2 separate regions of the Homo sapiens genome follow, and region 2 is linked to region 1. Evidence: chromatin contacts called from ENCODE Hi-C or POLR2A ChIA-PET data. All regions are on one chromosome and are shown on one strand. Each heading gives the region's core, a stretch centred on a gene start or an enhancer-like site at or near the end of the contact. The rest is flanking DNA. Distances are from core to core; before and after follow the strand shown. Region 1 holds the start of LINC02321 (long intergenic non-protein coding RNA 2321). Region 2 overlaps CCDC88C (coiled-coil domain containing 88C).

What was found. Hi-C counts contacts between places; a loop is a spot of excess contacts on that map. ChIA-PET counts read pairs that join two places held with the same protein, here RNA polymerase II (POLR2A). Pooled maps may share reads with other maps.
Region 2: a loop to region 1 is called in a pooled map, with 3 times the contacts of the local background. The contact joins the enhancer-like site here to the promoter of LINC02321 in region 1. A Hi-C loop is called at or near these places in 1 of 37 single-sample maps with no recorded cell type and 4 of 50 pooled maps. POLR2A ChIA-PET finds 5 or more read pairs at or near these places in 1 of 52 experiments (naive thymus-derived CD4-positive, alpha-beta T cell).

The regions. Positions count from the first base shown.
Region 1 is chr14:90,824,965-90,831,558 of GRCh38, forward strand. It overlaps LINC02321 (long intergenic non-protein coding RNA 2321), which reads right to left and starts at 3,210. Exons shown (of 4, transcript NR_184259.1): 1 at 3,025-3,210. RefSeq lists a silencer at 3,241-3,500.
Region 2 is chr14:91,362,874-91,369,475 of GRCh38, forward strand. All of the region lies in intron 3 of CCDC88C (coiled-coil domain containing 88C), which reads right to left. Among named protein-coding and RNA genes, the nearest start is that of CCDC88C, 52 kb to the right of the region's middle. RefSeq lists enhancers at 1,287-1,506, 2,167-2,416, 2,776-2,865, 4,603-4,682 and a silencer at 1,627-1,676. Within about 2 kb of position 4,063, at least 5 of the 41 ENCODE cell types and tissues checked have a DNase peak (open chromatin) inside an H3K27ac peak, as active enhancers do.

The DNA of each region.
Region 1 (6,594 bases), core at 1,960-4,459:
AAGTGCTGGGATTACAGGCATGAGCCACCGTGTCTGCCCTTTTTCTTTCTTTCTTTCTTTGTTTTTTTTAGAGACAGGGTCTTGCTTTGTGTCTCTTGGGCTGGCATGCAGTGGCACCATCATAGCTCACTGCAGCCTTGAACTCCTGGGCTCAACCAATCCTCCTGCTTCAATCTCCCAAGTAGCGCCGCCATGTCCAGCTAACTTTTTTTAATTTTGTAGAGATGGGGGTCTTGCTTTGTGGCCTAGGCTGGTTTGAGCTCCTAAGCTTGAGTGATCCACCCACCTTGGCCTCCCAAAGTGCTGGCAGTACAGGCATGAGCTGTGATGCCCTGCCTGTAATAGGAATCTTCAGGAGTGTTTTCCTCACACTCAGAGTTCTGGGGACACTTCCGTGTTACCCTGTACCCCACCTGTCCTATCTTCTCCAAAAAAGGCATAGACTGGGTTTGTGATAAAATACCCACCTATATCTGTAAATGAACATCAAAGTAAAGATGGGAAACTATTCAGATACGGGGGAGAAAGGTGTATCTGCCAACAGGGAGGAGACTGACTGTTCCTCAGCATAAGGCTAGACTGATTTCTGAGCTTCCTAGCAGACCAGGCACAGAAGAAAACACGTGGAATGGTTTTATTTATTTAATTTTTTTTTTTTTTTAGATGGAGTCTCACTCTGTCACCCAGGTTGGAGTGCAGTGGCTTGATCTCAGCTCACTGCAACCTCCGCCTCCTGGGTTCCAGCAATTCTCCCTGCCTCAGCCTCCCAAGTAGCTGGGATTACAGGAATCTGCCACCATGCCCAGCTAATGTTTGCATTTTTTAGTAGAGACAGGGTTTCACCATGTTGGCTAGGCTGGTCTTGAACTCCTGACCTCAGGTGATCTGCCCACCTCGGCCTCCCGAAGTGCTGGGATTACAGGTGTGAGCCACTGCGCCTGGCAGAATGGTTTGATTTAAATGATGTTGTTGATTCACATATCAGGAGTTTGTTTGTTTGTTTGTTTTTTGAGATTAAAGTCTTGCTCTGTCACCCAGGCTGGAATGCAGTGGCACAATCTTGGCTCACTGCAACTTCTGCCTCTGGGGTTCAAGTGATCCTCCTCCCTTACCTTCCCAAGTAGCTGAGATTACTGGCATATGCCACCACGCCTGCCTAATTTTTGTATTTTTAGTAGAGACGGGATTTCACCATGTTGGCCAGTCTGGTCTCGAACTCCCGACCTCAAGTGGTCTGTCCACCTCAGCCTCCCAAAGTGCTGGGATTACAGGTGTGAGCCACCACGCCCAGCTGACATCAGGAGTTTTAAAGAGAAATCACGAACTAGGTGGGCACAAGGGACCTGGTTGTTCCTGGGGAGTTGTATCAGCAAACAGGTTTGAAGTTTGCACTTCGGACACGTTACTGTGAAAAAAAGAAACTAATTCTCATTTTGTGTGAAGGAGCCTGATAGACACAGGATCTGCTTCAGTGAGGAATTGTGAGTGATCTTCCCCTGCACAAGGCCAATAGGGTGCAAGGTTTCCACAGTTCAATTCAACAAACGTTTATTGAGTACCTACTATGTGCCGGACACAGTGTTAGGCCTTAGTGATACAATATTGTGTAGGGTATGGTCCCATCCCTCAAGGAACTCACAGTCTAGTGGGGGAAAGAAGTGAGCAACAGCTCTGCAGCCGGACCCAGAGGAACGCCAGGAATTAACTGTGGTGGGTGCTCCAGTAAGTCTTCCTGGAGAATGTTGCCCCCAAGCCAAGCCTTGAAAAAGGATCTCAGGTCCAGTCTGCTCACCAACCCTCACCATCTAACAAAGTGGTCCTGGGTTTTCAAAACTCTTGCACTCAAAATAGGGTCCCAGTATTCAGACATATGCAGTCCCAGATCACCCCCGACCATCAGATGAGAAAAACCCAACAATCTGGTCTCCTTTCCTGCAGCAAAGCACTTGGTGGTCAGAAGGGTTGGGGGTGAAGGTTTATGGGATCTGCTGGACAGCTGGTGAGGCATACAGACACTTCTGGTTATTATCTTTCTCCCAAATCAAATGCTAAAGGTACTAAAACCATGCTGACTGCATGAACCATTCCCTGGGGACTGGTAGGGCATTCCATTCCTCCCCACATTTGGGAGTCCAAACTGGGGTGGAGGGGTAAGAAGTAAAAGGTCTGGGTCAAGTGCTGCCCATCAGCTTGTTCATGATCAGGTACCCTTCAGTTTCCTTATTTGTAAGAGGAGAGTGCTAGTCAAGGAGGTCCTGGGCTCTGGTCGTTGATTCTGTCCTGTCAAAGTGAGAGTGGCTGGAATGGGATTGGTATATGGGTGCTCCCATACAGCTGAGGTTCCTTTCTGAGCTCTCAGGAAGCAAATTAAAAAAAAAATAATAATAATTACCAGGTGAGATGGCTCACAGCTGTAGTCCCAAGCACTTTGGGAGGCCGAGGCGGGTGGATCACCTGAGGTCAGGAGTTCGAGACCAGCCTGGCCAACATGATGAAACCCGTCTCTATTAAAAATACAAAAATTAGCCGGGTGTGGTGGTGGGCACTTGTAATCCCAGCTACTCGGGAGGCTGAGGCAGAAGAATCGCTTAAACCCGGGAAGCAGAGATTGCAGTGAACCAAGATCACTCCACTGCACTCCACCCTGGGTGACAGAGTGAGACTCCATCTCAAAAAAATAAAAAATGAAAAATAAAAATAAAACGAATAATAATAATAAGGCATCTGAAAAAACTCTTGAAGTTAGGAAACCTGGATTTGATTTTCATCTCTGTAACTGACCTGCCGTGTGACCTTGTGAAAGGCGTGTCCCCTCTCTGGGGGTGTCAGTGGACTAATTCCCGAGTTAGCTGTGGGGGGAGATGATCACTGGCATTTAACAGTAAGGTGGGGCTTCAGAAGTCCATCTACTGCGAAGCAAGAGAAAACTCCACGGAATACACGACTGAAACGAGTGGGAAGCCAGATGTGTCACGGACGTAGGGAGGGGAAGATGAAGGTCCCAGCAAAATCCCGGGAACATACCTGTCAAAGGGTCAGCGAGAAAACCAGTCCCTTGGCTGGTTGAAAGGAACACTTGATTCTTTGTCAGAAAGCAGCCTTGCGCTTCTAAGGGGTCTGCTGTCTGAAAGAAGCCTTCGAGGCTCGCAGACCTGGGGAAGAACTCAACCTGCCTTCAGCCCATGGGGACTGGGGCCGGCGCGGCTTTCTGGAATCGAACGGAACGAGGCGACCAGGCGCGGCGGCGGCAGCCAATGAGGGAGCCTCCTGATGAGGTCATGCAGTTCCTGGGCGCTTCATTGGCGGATCCTTCGCGGGGCCGCGGCGGGGGCCGCAGGGCGGAGCGAGGCGGGGCGAGGCGGGGCGGAGGCGGTGCCTGCCAGAGCCCGGACCTAAAACCGCGGTTCGATTTTCCTTATTTCCTCCCAGCGCTTATTTCCCCTGAGCGCGATGGGTCAGGCCCTTCTTAAGAGAGCAGTGAAAATACCCAGAAAAAAGGGCTTTTACTCACTCCAGAGACTGGGTTTACTTATTTTGGGTGAGCCCTCATTTTCTTTAGTAAAAGTGGAGGGTTGTTTAGTTTTGTTTCAATCCAGGCCAAACGCACTATTAACTCTAACCATTTAGCAACGCTGAGAGAATGTCCCTTGGTAGCCTTTTATTTGCCCACTGTGGTCCTCTAACCCGCTGTGTTGGGAGCACCGAACACCAGCTTTGTTCCACAGACGTGGAAACAGACCCAGGCGACTTGCCCAGGGTTATGTGGCCATTCAGTGGGACAGTGGGGGAACAGAGAACTAAGCTTTTGGTCCCTGCTGCCTGCCCAGGGGACCCACTCTCATGACCCTGGGTCACAGCCCAGGGCTCCCCACAGCCCAGGGCTCCCCACAAGGAAAGGCAGTCAAGTCAACCTTGCTGCTTCCTGTTGCAAGCTTTTGATACATCAGTTTCATTTTCAAAATACCGCCCAGAGTAGTCTATGGTCAGCAGAAAGATGCTGACAGCACTGTCTATTCTAGGAAGTTATTTTCGAATGAACTACAGTGTGAGGGACGGTTGGAATGTCCCTGATGCTGAAGGAGCCTGGCAGCTATTACGCTGGTCCTCAGCCCACCAGGCCTTCCTTTTTAAGAGGTATCTAGGAACTTGCATAATGCCTCTGTTTTGTTGCAGTCTAAGGGCGCTGACCCTTTGCCCAGAGAGAAGCGGAGTTTTAAGTGATGTGTACAGGACACTCTTCTAAGGATGAGACCCTGGCACTTGGCCTGGGCCCTCAAATATGCGTTGAATGACTGATACAGCCTGAATGCCTGTTATCAGACTCAGAGATTGTGTGGGCCAGGGAAGGCAGGCAGCAGAGAGAGTGCGGGCAGGCCGGGCGCGGTGGCTCACACCTGTAATCCCAGCACTCTGGGAGGCCGAGGTGGGCAGATCACTTGAGCTCAGGAGTTCAAGACTAGCCTGGGCAACATGGCAAAACCCTGTCTCTATTTTTATTTAGAAAGAAAGAAAGAGAGCGAGAGAGAGAGAGACAAAGAGAAAGAAAGAAAGAAAAAGAAAGAAAGAAAGAAAGAAAGAAAGAAAGAAAAAGAAAGAAAGAAAGAAAGAAAGAAAGAAAGAAAGAGGAAAGAGCAGAGTTAGATGGCCTCACTCGTGGGAGGATGCCATCTGTCATCTGGGATCTTTATCTCCTTTCCTGTATTTGAGGAATCCCCCACCAGAGACACTGAAAATGCCAGGCACTCACTGTGCCAGACCCCCTTGTTTCTACAGTGAGGGGTGGGGGACCTCAACCCTGCCAGGCAGACGCCACTCAGAAAGCAGGTGCAGGAGCGTGGGCAGCCTCAGCCTGATTCGGAGGCATCCCAGGTGGCAACTGCTCTGGCAGGCCATGTGAGTGGGGCTGGGGTGCACTTGGGTATCTGTGCCCAGCAGTGGTGGCAGCACTTTTCCTCCCTGCCAGACCAGTCCTGCGGAGGATGTCCAGCCTCCCAGCCTGGGTCCCTTCCTCCCAGAATGTGTGCACCTGATGTGATGAATTCCACTTCTACCTAAATCAGCCAGAGCTGGTTTCTGTGGTTTCTAGCAGAGAACTGGACTGCTGGAGGAGGCTTCCTGTAGGAGGGACAGGCACTGGCTAGGCAAGAAAGGATGGGCGCCCAGGTAGAAAAAATGGCACCAGGCTAAGGGTGGGGAGGAGACGGAGGACGGAGAGGCATCGTGGTACCATCTTCCTTCAGACCAAGTCACAAGTTTCAGAATTGTGTGGAAGGAAGCAAGTCACATTGCTGGGTCGGGTATCCTCCAGCCTCTCACAGGAGTTATAAAGGGTCCTAGGAGTCATGATTGGGCTGGAGGGGTTTCCTGCAGGTCTGCTTTTTCCCCTTTGAGCCTTCCTTCCTTCCTTCTTTTTTTTTCTTCAGACAGAGTCTTGCTCTTATCACCCAGGCTAGAGTGCAATGCCGAGATCTCAGCTCACTGCAACCTCAGCCTCCTAGGTTCAAGCGATTCTCCTGCCTCAGCCTCCTGAGTAGCTGGGATTACAGGTGCCTGCCACCACGCCTGACTAATTTTTATATTTTTAGAGACAGAGTTTCCCCATGTTGGGCAGGCTGGTCTCAAACTCCTGACCTCAGACGATCCGCCCGCCTCAGCCTCCCAAAGTGCTGGGATCTGAGCCTTTTACTCAAGAAACTTGGGCTTTTCTTCCCCAGTGGGAAGGGAGGTTAGGTTTAAGAGAGGAGATCAGGCTCCTGGTAGCCTTTTACTAGGCGGGCTTCTCTGATTTTATTAGGAAGCCTCAGTGTGCTCCCCAATAGGTAAGTCCTTCACCTGAAGTACAATTTTAACTTGGGGTGAAGACTTTCTTTTTAGAATGAAAGATGAGGCTTAAAATGCCCCTTTCCCCAGCCCTAACGCAGCCCTTGCATTTCCACCTTTGATGGGCGAACTCACTCCAGTGGGGCTGGCCCTTTGCCGCTCTGTGTTCATTGACATGGGTGTTGGGAGGACGCTATTCCCTGAGCCACCCTTTCCCAGGTGGGGAAACTCTGGTGGTGCTGGGGGCCTGGGGATGAGCTGCCTTCTTTGGAGCAGAGTTTGAGAGAGCAAGGAGGGCTCAGGAGCCTGGGGATGGAGGTGAGGTAGGGAAAGCCTCCAGAAGGCGGGCAGGGGCTGGCATCCCGGACCGGCGCTTCCCACCCCTCTTCTCAGGCCTCCTCCCCAGCAAAGGTGCCAGACGCCCTGGGCTGTCGCCGTTCCCCCATGGGGCAGTAAGAGCTCTCTAAACCTCAGACTTCCACAGACCTGCCTCAGATGGACCCCCAAGAAAGGAGGAAGCCAGCTCTCAGGGACTGAGCTGCAGGCCCAACATCTCCTCCCTACCCCAGGCTCAAACCATGAATGCCGCACAGCGCTGCGTGCATGTCCACGAGGACGTGCCCAGCAGGCATCTGCCAGCACAGCGGGCTTTCACAGCACAATCTGGACAGAAGCTGACGAGGACATAGCTCTCCGACAGCACTTGCCATTCTGGGTGCACAACCCAGCGCCCCGCCCCTGCTGCCTTTGCGGACCATTCACTCTGGGCGTCAG
Region 2 (6,602 bases), core at 2,813-5,312, 540 kb after region 1:
AGCCGAGATTGGGCCACTGCACTCAAGCCTGGGTGACAGAGCGAGACTCCATCTCAGGAAAAAAAAAAAAAAAGAAATCATGTTTTAGGAACAGACAATATCTTTCTGAGTTGTTCCTTTCAAAACACCATGGTTCTCCTAAGATGTAATCCTATGGCCAAAGCTACTCTCGAGCCATTAACTGGTCCCCTTAAAGAACCATCAATCACATTTCCAGCAAAAACTGGCTCAGATGCCAGGGCTGTCCAGCAATATACATAATTGAGACACATTAATTTCAAATTTTCTATTAGCCATCTTTAAAAAAGTAAAAAGAAACAGGTGAAAATATTCAACTTTAATTAAGCCAATATAACCAAAATATAATCATTTCAACCCATAATTGACATAAAAATGTATTATTTTACTTTTTTTTTTTGGAGAGAGGGGGTTTCACCATGTTGCCCAGGCTAGTCTTGAACTCCTGGACTCAGGCAATACCCCCACCTCGGCCTTCCAAAGTGCTAGGATCACAGGTGTGAGTCACCTTGCCCGGCCTTTGCATTCTTTTTCCATACACTTTGAAATCAGTGTGTATGTTACACTTACAGCACATCCCAATTCAGATGCTAAATTTTCACTGGAAATACTTGACTGTTTCCAGATTTCACAAAATCTAGAGTTGAAAAAGTTCATTTGTTGGAGGTATAATATGCGAGATTAAGAAAAAATAATAAAAAAAAATTTTTAAGAAAGAAAAAATAGACTTGTATTCCCAGGTTGTTCCAAACACATTTAAAAGTTTTCCTACAACTGAACTGAGTACCAGTTTTTAAATTTAAATGAACTAAAATAAAAAATTCATTTCCACAGTCACACTGCGGTATCTCCAGGCCCTGAAGGCCACATGCGACTGGTGGCTACTGGGCCCCAACACCAGGCCTTTGCCCTCCCCCGCGGGGAATGTGGTGGGGTGAGGGGCCTCTGGGCTGGCCCTCAGTCTGGCAGGGACGTGAGGAGGCTGCTGACGAGGGGACCCTCCCACGTGGCATCAGAACAGAAAGCCACTCACTTGGAGGCTGCAGCTGATGCTGTCCTGCCAGGGCACCTGGTCACACCCCAGCCAGCCACCTGTGAGGCAGGACCACACCAGGCTGGAGAGTGCAAGCCCAGTGGTGCTCTGGACAGGCCCCCACATTTGCCAGTGAGCCCTCCTTGTGCCACTCTAGTCTTTGCAATGGCAGAAACAAGTGCCAAGGCAAGCTTGAGGGACAAGGGACACACACCAGCCTCGCTGAGGCCTCTGTCTTGTCACCGGTCCTTGTGGTCTGATGGACAGGGAAGAAGAGGGTCAGGCTTGGCACATGGCCCTCCAAGGGAACCCCCTTCCGCAGAGCACATGGTAGGGGTGTGGCATTGCAATCCAGGGTAGATTGCACTCCTCCCCACTTCTCCTTTAGGTTTGCTTTCGGATCCTAAAATAAGATTTTGCTTTTCATAAATGACTTGCTTTTCAACTGCATCCTGGAATGACTCCTCGGCCAATTAAATGCTTTAAACAAACCAAAAGAAGTCAATGAACAAAGGGTCAGAGGCAGGTGCATTTGTGTTTTGGATACTGCAGGGGCCACTGGTGTCCCTAGGGGTTGGGGGAGAGCAAGGCTGAAAAGCGCTTTGTAATCTCACAAGGGGAGAGGGCCCACCCACCTGACAACACCCTGGCCTCAAATCTAAAATCTAGGCTCTTATCAGTCACCCCAAGGGGGAGGGTTGGGGTGGGCCAGGACCCCCTCAGGAAGCATTTGTCACCCCGGCAGGAAGGTGGCAGGGGCAGCAGTTGTGTCTGCACACGGTGTCAACAAGCCTCCATTCCCAGCTCCCAACCCAGATCACAGGAAGCAAACTGAAGGTGGCCCAGAGCATGCTGCATCTCAAGGCCTGTAGCGGTGGCTTTCCAAGGTCACAGGCGTAGAGTTCTAAGAACAGAACCAAAGAGAAAGCTGATTCTATTAGAACCTGCTGGGGACAAACATCAATGTACTTGTTGAGAAATCGGGACCATCCCCAAAACACAGGATACAGGTGTCCCACTCCAGGCTTCATAGGCAATGAAGCTCTGACAGGGGAGGACGACATCAGATCGTAGCGGCGCCTGGTTAGGGAGTGACGCCCATGCTGGGTGGTGGGGCCACTGCAAACAAGACCAGCGTCCAGGCCAATGCTGTGACGCTAAGCACTTGTCACTGCTGGCTCCAGGAGGCCACAGGCACCCTACGGTCCCCTCCAGCCTAAGTGCTCTCCTCCTCTCCTCCAACTCCCTCACCCCTCACCCCTCACCCCTCCCAGGCAGGTTTCACCTTGCTGGGGCTTCTGCCCTCCTGAGAGGCAGGACAGAATGAGAGGCAGGACAGAATGAGTGGCAGGCAGGTGTCTGGAGCCCATGAAGCAGGTAGGGACCAGGACGGGAAGGGACTAGGCTGGGAAGGACCCAAGGAAAGGGGTCTGAGCGCCTCCCTTCTCCACCTACGGTGGCCCCTCACGCCCCACATGACCCTGTATGGCTCCTGGGGCTTGTAGATGAAGCTCATTTTCTGTTTTGTCCAGTTGAGGCCATTAAACTGTTAGGGGGACAGGCCGCCTCATTCCTTTTCAGCCAGTCTCTATCTGGGACTTAGAAATGGTGCATCCACTCAACCACGTTCGCCACGGGCTCAATGTCTTGGAGACCCTGAACTGAGCCTGTGCTTTCTTTTGGGACCTCCACCCTTGGTTTGGCAACAAGGTACTCAGCTCAAGTACCTTAAATGACATCCTTAGCCCCGCTCTGAGAACAAGTATGTAGACCCCAACTCTGAGTCAACCATCTACTATGCAATCTGTCAACCACAGACTATTAAAGGCCCAAATCCTCCCCAAAACTACAAAAGGAAGCATGAAAGAGGTGTGAGATTAGAGAACAGCACTCTAACAGTCTTGCTGCAAATTAACGCTGGGGAACGGTTCAGGACGCTATGGCCACTCATCCCATTTAGGAAGGCAGCAAAGAGTGCTCAAAGGTGTAAAAAGATACATAATTGTATGTACAGTAGGAAATGGATGTTGAAAAAAGAAAACAAAACCTCAAAGGAAATATATTACACTAAAATGACAGAATTTTCTTTATTAGAGTGATTAGGGCAAGAGCAAGTTTCCCCAGCATTTTCTAAATATTCTGTAAAGGTTCTCACAGAGACCATATAGTCAGAGGCATCTATTTAACTAGGTATTTCAGCTGTGAACATGACAGACCTACTTAAAAAATACACACACACACACACACACACACACACACACACACACACACACACACAGGGCTGGGCATGGTGGTTCACGCCTGTAATCCCAGCACTTTGGGAGGCCAAGGCGAGCGGGTCACCTGAGGTCAGGAGTTCAAGACCAGCCTGGCCAACATGGCAAAGCCCCATCTCTACTAAAAATACAAAAACTAGCCAGGCACAGTGGCATGTGCCTGTAATCCCAGCTACTTGGGAGGCTGAGGCAGGAGAATTGCTTGAACCCGGGACGCAGAGATTGCAGTGAGCCGAGATTGCGCCACTGCCCTCCAGCCTCGGCAACAGAGCAAGACGGTCTAAAAAAATATAAAAATAAAAAAAAACAAGAAACAAACAAACAAAAAACCATGTATCTGTATCTATATCCATATATCTATAGCCACTCTTTCCTCTGAGACAATTCACCAACTATCCAAGATGAGGAATGAAGTAGATTGCCATTTTAAATAATAGCCACAAAAAGCAAGCTGCACCTTCAAGCATCTTCTCATCAGGAGAAGCCAAGCCTCTTGATTGGGAAGAACAGATGGGAGCCAGGAGCACCCAAGGGGTCTGTAACCAGTGAAGGGGGACGGGGTCCTGGGCGAAAGGCTGACTCTCAGGGTATAAGCCCTGTGAAGACAGAGCCTCAGAGGTCCCAGAAAAGGCCCACTCAACACCTGAGGCAAAGTAAGGGCCTCCTGAAAAGACTTAACAACCTGCCAGGGCCATCTCAACCACTGTGCCTGCTCCAACAAAAAGGTCATTTTCTCCGCAGGTGGGAGAAACATTACAGTCCTGGGAAAGATGCAGGTGGAAACACCGTTCTGTGCATGTGGCAGAGGTTAGCTTCAGTATCCACTGAAAACACTAGGACAGTTGGACCAAGAACAATGATTTCACGAAGAAATGGGAAGAATTATTTTTCTCCTTCTAAGTGAAACTGAATCTCGCAGCTTGATATTTTACCAGGAAGGAAGAATAAACGCTGCCGAAAGCCAAGCGTTTAGGCCCACAGGATGCCCCTCATGTGGCTATGAATGGGAGCTGCTAATGCAGAATAAATGAGAGGGAAATCCCAGAAAAGTTAAGATGAACGCCCAGCACAGGCATTCAGGATGAAGGTGACGCTCACGGTTGCCAAGGAGACCAAGATGGTCCAAACAGCAAAGAGAGCCTTCCACACAGCCAAAGCAAAACCACAAAGAATGCCGCTGTTGACCCACACACGCTAACAGTCAAGACTGAAATAGCAGAAGCATGAGTGACGTCGGCTTCGCAGGTGCACCCAGCACACCTCTAGACACCGTCTTCCCTGGTGCCCAAAGCCGGGGCATTTTCTACACCTTTAGGTCTGCTCTGGGGTTCAGATATTCAGAAGACACGTACTGTGTACACCTTGCAGCGAGCAGAGAACTCTCGGCCTGTCTGGGAGGGAGGTAGACAGTGGCAGCACAGCACAGGGAGTACTGCCAAACTGCCCAGACAAGTCTGGGAAGGCTTCCCAGAGGAGACAGCTTCTGAGCTGGGCTGTAGAGAATGCTTAGGAGTCTGACACGTGAGGGACAGAGCCAGGAAATGTATTAACTGCTAAGTGTGGGCAGCAAGTCAACCCTTCGGTTACCCTGAGCATCAAACTGAACTACCAACACTCTCTGCGCTTCCCACGAGGGTGCCCTTCCTCCCACAGCCCCATTACCACCAGATTACCACCTGCCAGACCCTACTCGCCCTCCAAAGCTCAGCTAAAACGCCCCCTCCTCTAGGCAGCCACCTGATGCCGGATGATTTTTTTCTCCCCTGAACTCCTAATGCTTCCTCAGCCCCCTTCTGCGGCACTTTCTACACTGTGCCATGTCAATCAACTCCCCACTCCGAAGTGGCAAAAAGCTGCTAATAGTGACAGTTGGGAAAATTAAATCAGAAAATATTCCTCAAAATATATATTGAGTACACAGTTTTTAAAAACCTCTTTTGTGGAGGAGGTGTCTTCTCTGTCTCTTCCATGTTGACAAGGGAACCAAGATCTGAAAACCTACTGTTCTGCTCTATCACTGCAATGAGGGTGGTTTCTCTGCTAATTCCTGTGCCTTGAAACCTGGAAAATCTGACACCATATTCCTTAAGATTCACAGCCTGTAGCTGTTAACAAAAGTTAAAAACATTTCAGAGGGAAAAAAAGCTTCGAATTTGTTTTAGAATTTTCCATTAGAACTTGTGTAAGTAGAAGATTGAATATAGATTTTTAAAAACATTCCAAAGTGAACTGGTAATGCTGGCTTGAATATACCATGCTTTCCAACTGTAAAATCCCAAATGCAATAGTTTTATGAGCAAACTAAGCAAAAGTAAATTAATTTTAAATTCCTAAACTACAGAAGTGACTTCAGACAGGAAAGGCCCCACACGTATTCCAGTGTTCCCAATGTCTAGTCCAGTGCTCTAGGAGGGGTGTCGAAACCCTGCATCGATTTAACACTTCCAGAAACGGCACGGTGCTGGCTGTGCTTCAGGCAGGTGGGATGCTTTTTGAGGGCCCCCAAGAGAACCCTGTAGTCAGGAGGGATATTCCACAGATCTCCTTTGCAGGTGTTGGAACGTCTACGCTCATGCCACTGATTAACTCTCCACAGGACACATCTCACAACCTCTTCCTGGATTTGGCCAGAAGCAGCCCCTGAATGCACCTCAACAACTTGATGGCCAAAACAAAAACCACCTGACGACCTGGCACTGGCAACCAGCCAACCTCAGGCCCCGTTACCAGAAACACCAGACAGTGAAGAGGTTCCATCTCCTTTCTCCTCCTTCCTCCCTGACATTCATGCGAGGTGGCCAGGACAAGAATTATGAGCATTTCCAGTGGGAGGGAACAGCCGCAGCACAATGTCGCTGATCGTTTGCCAGCAGGGCCTGGAGCAAGACCGGGGTTGGAACCTCAGGCCTGGAGAGCTTCCCTCATAGACACCATCTTCATCACCTCATGCCCAAAGCCAGAGCACTTTCTACAGCACAGGCCCGCCCCAAACCTTCAATAACGACTCACGACACAGCCTGTGGCCCAACCCCAGCCAATCACACCCGCCAGGCTGGAGTGCAATGGCGTGATCTCGGCTCACTGCAACCTCCACATCCTGGGTTCAAGCAATTCTCCCGCCTCAGCTTCCGAAGTAGCTGGGATTACAGGCGCCTGCCGTCATGTCCGGCTAATTTTCGTATTTTTGTAAAGATGGGGTTTCATCATGTTGGCCAGGCTGGTCTTGAACTCCTGACCTCAGGTGATCCACCCACCTCGGCCTCCCAAAGTGCTGG